Linked DNA regions of Mus musculus: region 2 is linked to region 1. Evidence: chromatin loops called from intact Hi-C (ENCODE). Cell type or tissue: left cerebral cortex. All regions are shown on one strand. Links, peaks and the distances in the headings refer to the core of each region. The heading gives the core; the rest is flanking DNA.

Region 1 (2,912 bases), core at 209-2,708:
CTTGCGGCCAACACAGAATTTCATTTCTTAGCAAAAAATCATTTCCCTCATTATTTCTTAGCTTATTACATTACCCCCCCCCCCGTGTGTCTGTGTGGGTGCATGGGAGACCTGAGGAGGTGTCTTTCTCAGTCATTCTCCCAAGTTATTCCCTGAGACAGGATCTCTGACTGAGACATTTAGGTTAGGCTGGCTAGCTGGCCAGTAAGCCCCCAGAATCCACCTGCCTTTCCCCTCAACTCTGAGGTTAGAAGGTTATTTTTCCACATGGTTGCTGGGGATTCGAACTCATGTCTTCATGCTTGTACAGCAAGCACTCTTACCATATCATCTCCCCAGCCTCTTATGGTATCACAAACAGCTCTGGGTCCTAGATGTAAGATCCAAGGGATGGATATATATATATAAATCAGAAAGCCATCTCAGGTCTATCTAAGCACAAAGAAATCCAATGCTCAGCCTGCAGTAGCAGGAGGGCCATGCCACAGGGAGAAGGAGAGGAGGGAGGGTTCACACCTGAGGTGCAAAAGGAGGAGGGGCTGGCGGAAGCTGCACTGAGACAGAAGGTTGGAGGACTCCCCAGCCCTGGAGGAAGACTGGGAAGGAGGCTGTGGTCCGCCTAGCCCGCTGTGGTATGCTAACTGGGTAATGAATCAGTGTCGTCCACCTGCAGAGCTTCTGCAAGGCTCTGCCACCTGCCTCGACTTGTAAGTGGCCGGTCCATCTGTGGCGATCTGCCTGGGTCCTCCTTTTCATCTTCTGTCACCCACACATCAATGCAGCTGCTCTGACAGCTTTACAAGGCAGACAGAAGTCCCCTCAGGAAGGGGACTCTGATACCTGCTTCCTAAGTCAGTTTCCTTCGGGGCAGACAAAACCAGCTGTGGCCATTGTTGGGGGTGATCTATCTCTCCTACCAGAGCTGTGAAGTTGTTAGAAGCTGGCCCTTTTGTCTGTGACCTCCAGTCTCCTTTTCCCCTGCTCTGGAATGTGGACTGTTAACCCTGTCTGGGCCAGAAAGCTTTCCTATTGCTCCAGACTTGGGAGAGGGCAGCTCCTGGGCCCGGGATTCTGTGAGCACCATAATGGTTCTCACAGCACCACCTGCTGATGGGAGATTATGCTGGCCACCTTAATGATGCGATCTGTCCTTGGAACACTTCCGCCACCTGCTGGACGTAACAGGAAAAATCAAGCGAGCAGAGAGTGGCCAGGCTCTAGATTTTGTTTATTTGTTATTTTATCTGTAATTGAAGTAGTGTCAACAAGAAAAAGGGTATACAGAGAAACTGAGCTTACCAGCCTATCTCTCTGGACCCTCCTCGGCCCATGGGTAGCCCTGCCTTTTCACAGGATGGCTCGTGGTGCCTGCCGTCGTGCCTGCCTTCTGTTTGGGGGCCTGGTTTGCTCGGTTTGGCTTTTTTTTTTTTTTTTTTTTTTAAGATTTATTTATTATATGTAAGTACACTGTAGCTGTCTTCAGACACACCAGAAGAGGGCATCATATCTCGTTACAGATGGTTGTGAGCCACCATGTGGTTGCTGGGATTTGAACTCTGGACCTTCGGAAGAGCAGTCGGGTGCTCTTACCCACTGAGCCATCTCACCAGCCCCTTGGTTTGGCTTTTGTTGTTTTCTTTTTTTCTTTTTCTTCATTTGAGGTTAAGTCAGTAATCGATGCTTTTACTCAACACAAAACCCTTATCATTTCCCAAGGTTAAGCTGCAGTCAAGCCCCAGGGTCTCAGTGGATCCCTATTGACTGCAGTTTAGATATTTCTGTCCCCCACCCCCACCCCCACCCCATGCTCTCAGCGAGGCCGCTCACTATAAACACTCTTGTGTGACATAATGGGTTTGCTGTTTGGTTTGGTTTGGGGACGACGGTCTTGCTGTACAGCCCCAGATACCTTCAAACTCGCCATCCTCTTGCTCCAGCTTTCCAAGTGCCCGTGGCTATAGGTGCACACCACCACACCTGGATAGGTTTTTTGTTTTTTAATTCTTCTTTTTTTTTAATATTTTGAGATAATTGTAATAGACAGTTCTTGAAATAATTCGGAGGGATTTTATGATCTCCCTACCCATTTCCCCTCCACAGCTCACCAAAGATGCCAGTCCAGCACCACAGCCAGGACGTGCAGTGCGCCGACGCCGACACACTCACATCCATCCTTACTTACCTAGGGCTCTCTCATGATGCCTGCGGCACGTGCTCATGCATCCGCTTCTACACGACCTTACCACGAGACTCGCCTGTCCGCCTTTGGCCCCAAGGATCTGCCCTGATGTCTTTTTTCATTATTTCTTTATTAAAGTTTTTGAAACAGGGTCTCATGCACCACAGGCTAGCTGAGGGCTAACCTTGATCACCTCCCGGAGGTGGAGATTAGAGGTAGCTGTCACCACAGCCCGTTCTTTCTGTCGCTTTTTGATGGAGTTGTCCACATGTCTCACTCACCCCAGCTCTCAGCTCACAGCAACCACTCATCTAACCTTGATTTACATCTTTTTCTTTTCAATTTAAAAAAATGTTACGCAAATGCAGCCAATGCAGCCAATACCTGGGGCCTTCTCTTTTCACCCAGCATAATTCCCTGGAGTTGTCCAGTAGTGGGTGCAATGACTGGTATTTATCCTCCTCTAGTGTCCTGCAAAGAATTTTCACTGCCCAAGTTCCCCGTGCTCCCCCTACTCATCCCTCTTCCTCCATCCCAACCCCCAGCACACCCTGAGTTCTTTTCTGTCTCTGTAAGTCTTACGTTAGCCAGAACACCATGAGATGGACTTACACAGTATGCCAGCTTTCCAGAGTCGTACCTCCAAGGGCTAGGTTTTAGGAGGTTTTTAAAGGCTTCATTTTATTTTTATGTGTGTATCTGTATGTGGGTATGTGCTAAGAGCAGATGCCCA
Region 2 (2,912 bases), core at 259-2,758, 210 kb before region 1:
CTGGGGGCCCTGGACGACGAGGGCCTGCTCACTCGCCTGGGCCGCAGGGTGAGGGGCAGAGGGAACTTGGGGTGCTTTGGGAGGACGCCCTGACCAGTTTTCCACCTTGTGTTGAGGCCTTGGAGAAGCTTTGAGTAGGATTAAATACTCTTTAGAAGGGCGGTGGAGGGGGAATGGAGAGTGTGAGCCCAGGCTGGCCTGAAACTGTTTATGTAGCCGAGGATGAACTCCTGATCTCTGGCCTCTGTCTACCAAGTGCTGAGATTGCCGGCAGGCACCACCTCACCAGGCCTGGCACCACCTCACCTGGCCTGGCACCACCTCACCAGGCTCGGGATTCTTTTCAGTTTCTTTTTTCTTTTTTTCCTTAAAGATTTATTTGTTTATTTATTTTATGTATATGAGTGCATTGTAGCTGTCTTCGGACACATCAGAAAAGGGCATTGCATCTCATTACAGATGGTTGTGAGCCACCATGTGGTTGCTGGGAATTGAACTCAGGACCTCTGAAGAGCAGTCAGTGCTCTTAACCTCTGAGCCATCTCTCCAGCCCTCTTTTCATTTTCTTTCAAGGAATAGGTAGAGTTTATTTCTACTCAAGGTTTGTTTGTTTATTGTTTAGTATTTTTGTTTTGTTTTTTCTCTGTATAGCCCTTGCTGTCCTGGAAATCATTTTGTAGACCAGTCTGGCCTTGAACTCATAGAGATCTGCCTACCTCTGCCTCCCCGTACTGGGATTAAAGGCATCTGCCACCACTCCTGGGTATTTAAATTTATTTTTTAAAGTGTCTTTTTTTTTTTTTTCAAATTTAATTTATTATTTTTTAATTTTCATTGGTGTTTTGACTACAAGTGTGAGGGGGTTGGATCCCCTGCAACAGGAGTTACAGACAGTTGTGAGCTGTCACATAGGTGCTGGGAATTGAAGCCAGGTCTTCAGGAAATGCAGCCCAGGCTCTTAACCACTGAGCCATCTCTCTAGCCAATTATTGTTGTTGTTGTTGTTGTTGTTGTTCCCCGATTATTGTTATTGTTATTATTAGTGTGTGAGTGCTGGGTGTGGTCAGGTGCCAAGTCTGTGGCGTTGGTTCTCTCTTTCCTCCTTTTCATGCGTTCTTCAGATTGAACTCAGGTCACCAGCTTATGTGGCAGACACTTTTACCTGTCTTACCTGTTTAAGGTTTTGCTTTTTTAACTTCAATTTTATATTATCACTTTAAAATATTTCTTTTTAATAGTAAAGACTATTTGCAGTTAATTTTACTCCAGATATATTACTGAATCTAATCTTCATTCTATTTATGATTATAATTATTATTATTATTATTTTAAAACAAGTTATTCTGTGTGTAGCTGGGATTGGCCTGGAACTAGCTACCTATATAGACTCAAAAACAAATTAAAGGTATTTGCAACATTCACATCAACAGTAGATATGTTCTTAGGCACGAAGGGCTTATTTAACAAAGGAAATATGTGGTAGAGACAGGTGCCCCAAATCATCATGGGGACATTTCCTCATCTATTTTCTACTTCCTAGTCAAGTCCATGCGCATGGTCTGTAGGGAAACAGTTGTAATTTCTTCTTATTCCTGTAGATGGCAGAGTTCCCTCTGGAGCCAATGCTGTGCAAAATGCTCATCATGTCTGTGCATCTGGGCTGCAGCGAAGAGATGCTAACTATCGTGTCCATGCTGTCTGTGCAGAACGTCTTCTACCGACCCAAGGTAAGGTGCTCAACCCCATGTTCTGATGCACTGGTGCAGTGACATCAGCCTGTTCTGTGATGTTTGTCGGGGACAAGGCCTACAGGGAAGGAATGACTCTCTGTCCCACTGCCTGGCAGGATAAACAGGCCCTTGCAGATCAGAAGAAAGCCAAATTCCACCAGACAGAAGGGGACCACCTCACCCTGCTGGCCGTATACAACTCCTGGAAGAACAACAAATTCTCCAACCCGTGGTGCTATGAGAATTTTATTCAGGCTCGTTCCCTACGCCGTGCCCAGGACATTCGGAAGCAGATGTTAGGCATAATGGACAGGTCAGTCAGGAGTGTGGTGATATTAGTGTTTGGGTGGTCATGTCTCCTGGGTCTTCTGTCACTCCGAATGTATTTGCACAGTTCTAGGCACCTGTGTACAGAGAGTGTCCATCTCATTTGGTGTAGGCTGTCTCCTCCCCAGGCAGGAGTGTGGCTAAGCAGCACTTCAGAAACTTCCTAAGAGGAAGATAATTGAATTAGCCAAGAAAAATGCTTTGCTTACAAGCCTCTGGATCATTGGTCTGGGGTTGGGTTCTTGCCTGAGCCAGCGTCTGGTTTCTAGTTCCTTCATACTGCCTGTCATGTCCAGTACTCCTCTGAGCTCTGAGGAAGGTCCTGGTGACTAACTGTGAGCACCCTAAGGTGGAACGTTGAGCAGCTGGCACCCAGCTTACAGAGCAGGCTCATGGCGTCTTTGCTCTTACTATCCTGATAGGCACAAGCTGGACGTGGTCTCCTGTGGCAAATCCACAGTCCGAGTGCAGAAGGCCATCTGCAGTGGGTTCTTCCGGAACGCTGCCAAGAAGGACCCACAGGAAGGCTACCGGACTCTGATAGACCAGCAGGTGGTGTATATCCACCCCTCCAGTGCTCTCTTCAACAGACAGCCCGAATGGTAGGTCACACACACACACACACACACACACACACACACACACAGAGGGGGAGGGAGGGAGGGAGGGAGGGAGGGAGGGAGGGAGGGAGGGAGGGAGAGAGAGAGAGAGAGAGAGAGAGAGAGAGAGCTCATAAGCACTCCTGCCTCTGAGTCTCCAGCACCCCCACTTCTCCTTTTGACTTTGTATTTCTAGAGTAGCAGAAGCCCAAATTAGGTACACTAACAAGCTCCCCATTTTTCTTTAGTATGTATT

Evidence for each region. Hi-C counts contacts between places; a loop is a spot of excess contacts. Peaks named below come from ENCODE experiments on the same cell type or tissue, not always from the same donor. Only the 100,000 strongest peaks of a DNase experiment are listed, where the experiment ranks them.
Region 2: it touches region 1 in a loop (2.7-fold over the local background); 1 of 42 quality-filtered maps calls a loop at or near these places.

The regions. Positions count from the first base shown.
Region 1 is chr11:101,967,878-101,970,789 of GRCm38, forward strand. No RefSeq gene overlaps it. Among named protein-coding and RNA genes, the nearest start is that of Sost, 2.3 kb to the left of the region's middle. In left cerebral cortex, for the core only: a CTCF peak has its summit at 1,149 (motif pointing left); a DNase peak (open chromatin) is centred at 1,142.
Region 2 is chr11:101,762,299-101,765,210 of GRCm38, forward strand. Dhx8 (DEAH (Asp-Glu-Ala-His) box polypeptide 8) reads left to right here. Exons shown (of 23, transcript NM_144831.2): 19 at 1-48; 20 at 1,599-1,727; 21 at 1,847-2,043; 22 at 2,480-2,659. Among named protein-coding and RNA genes, the nearest start is that of Etv4, 22 kb to the right of the region's middle. In left cerebral cortex, for the core only: a CTCF peak has its summit at 1,594; a DNase peak (open chromatin) is centred at 1,605.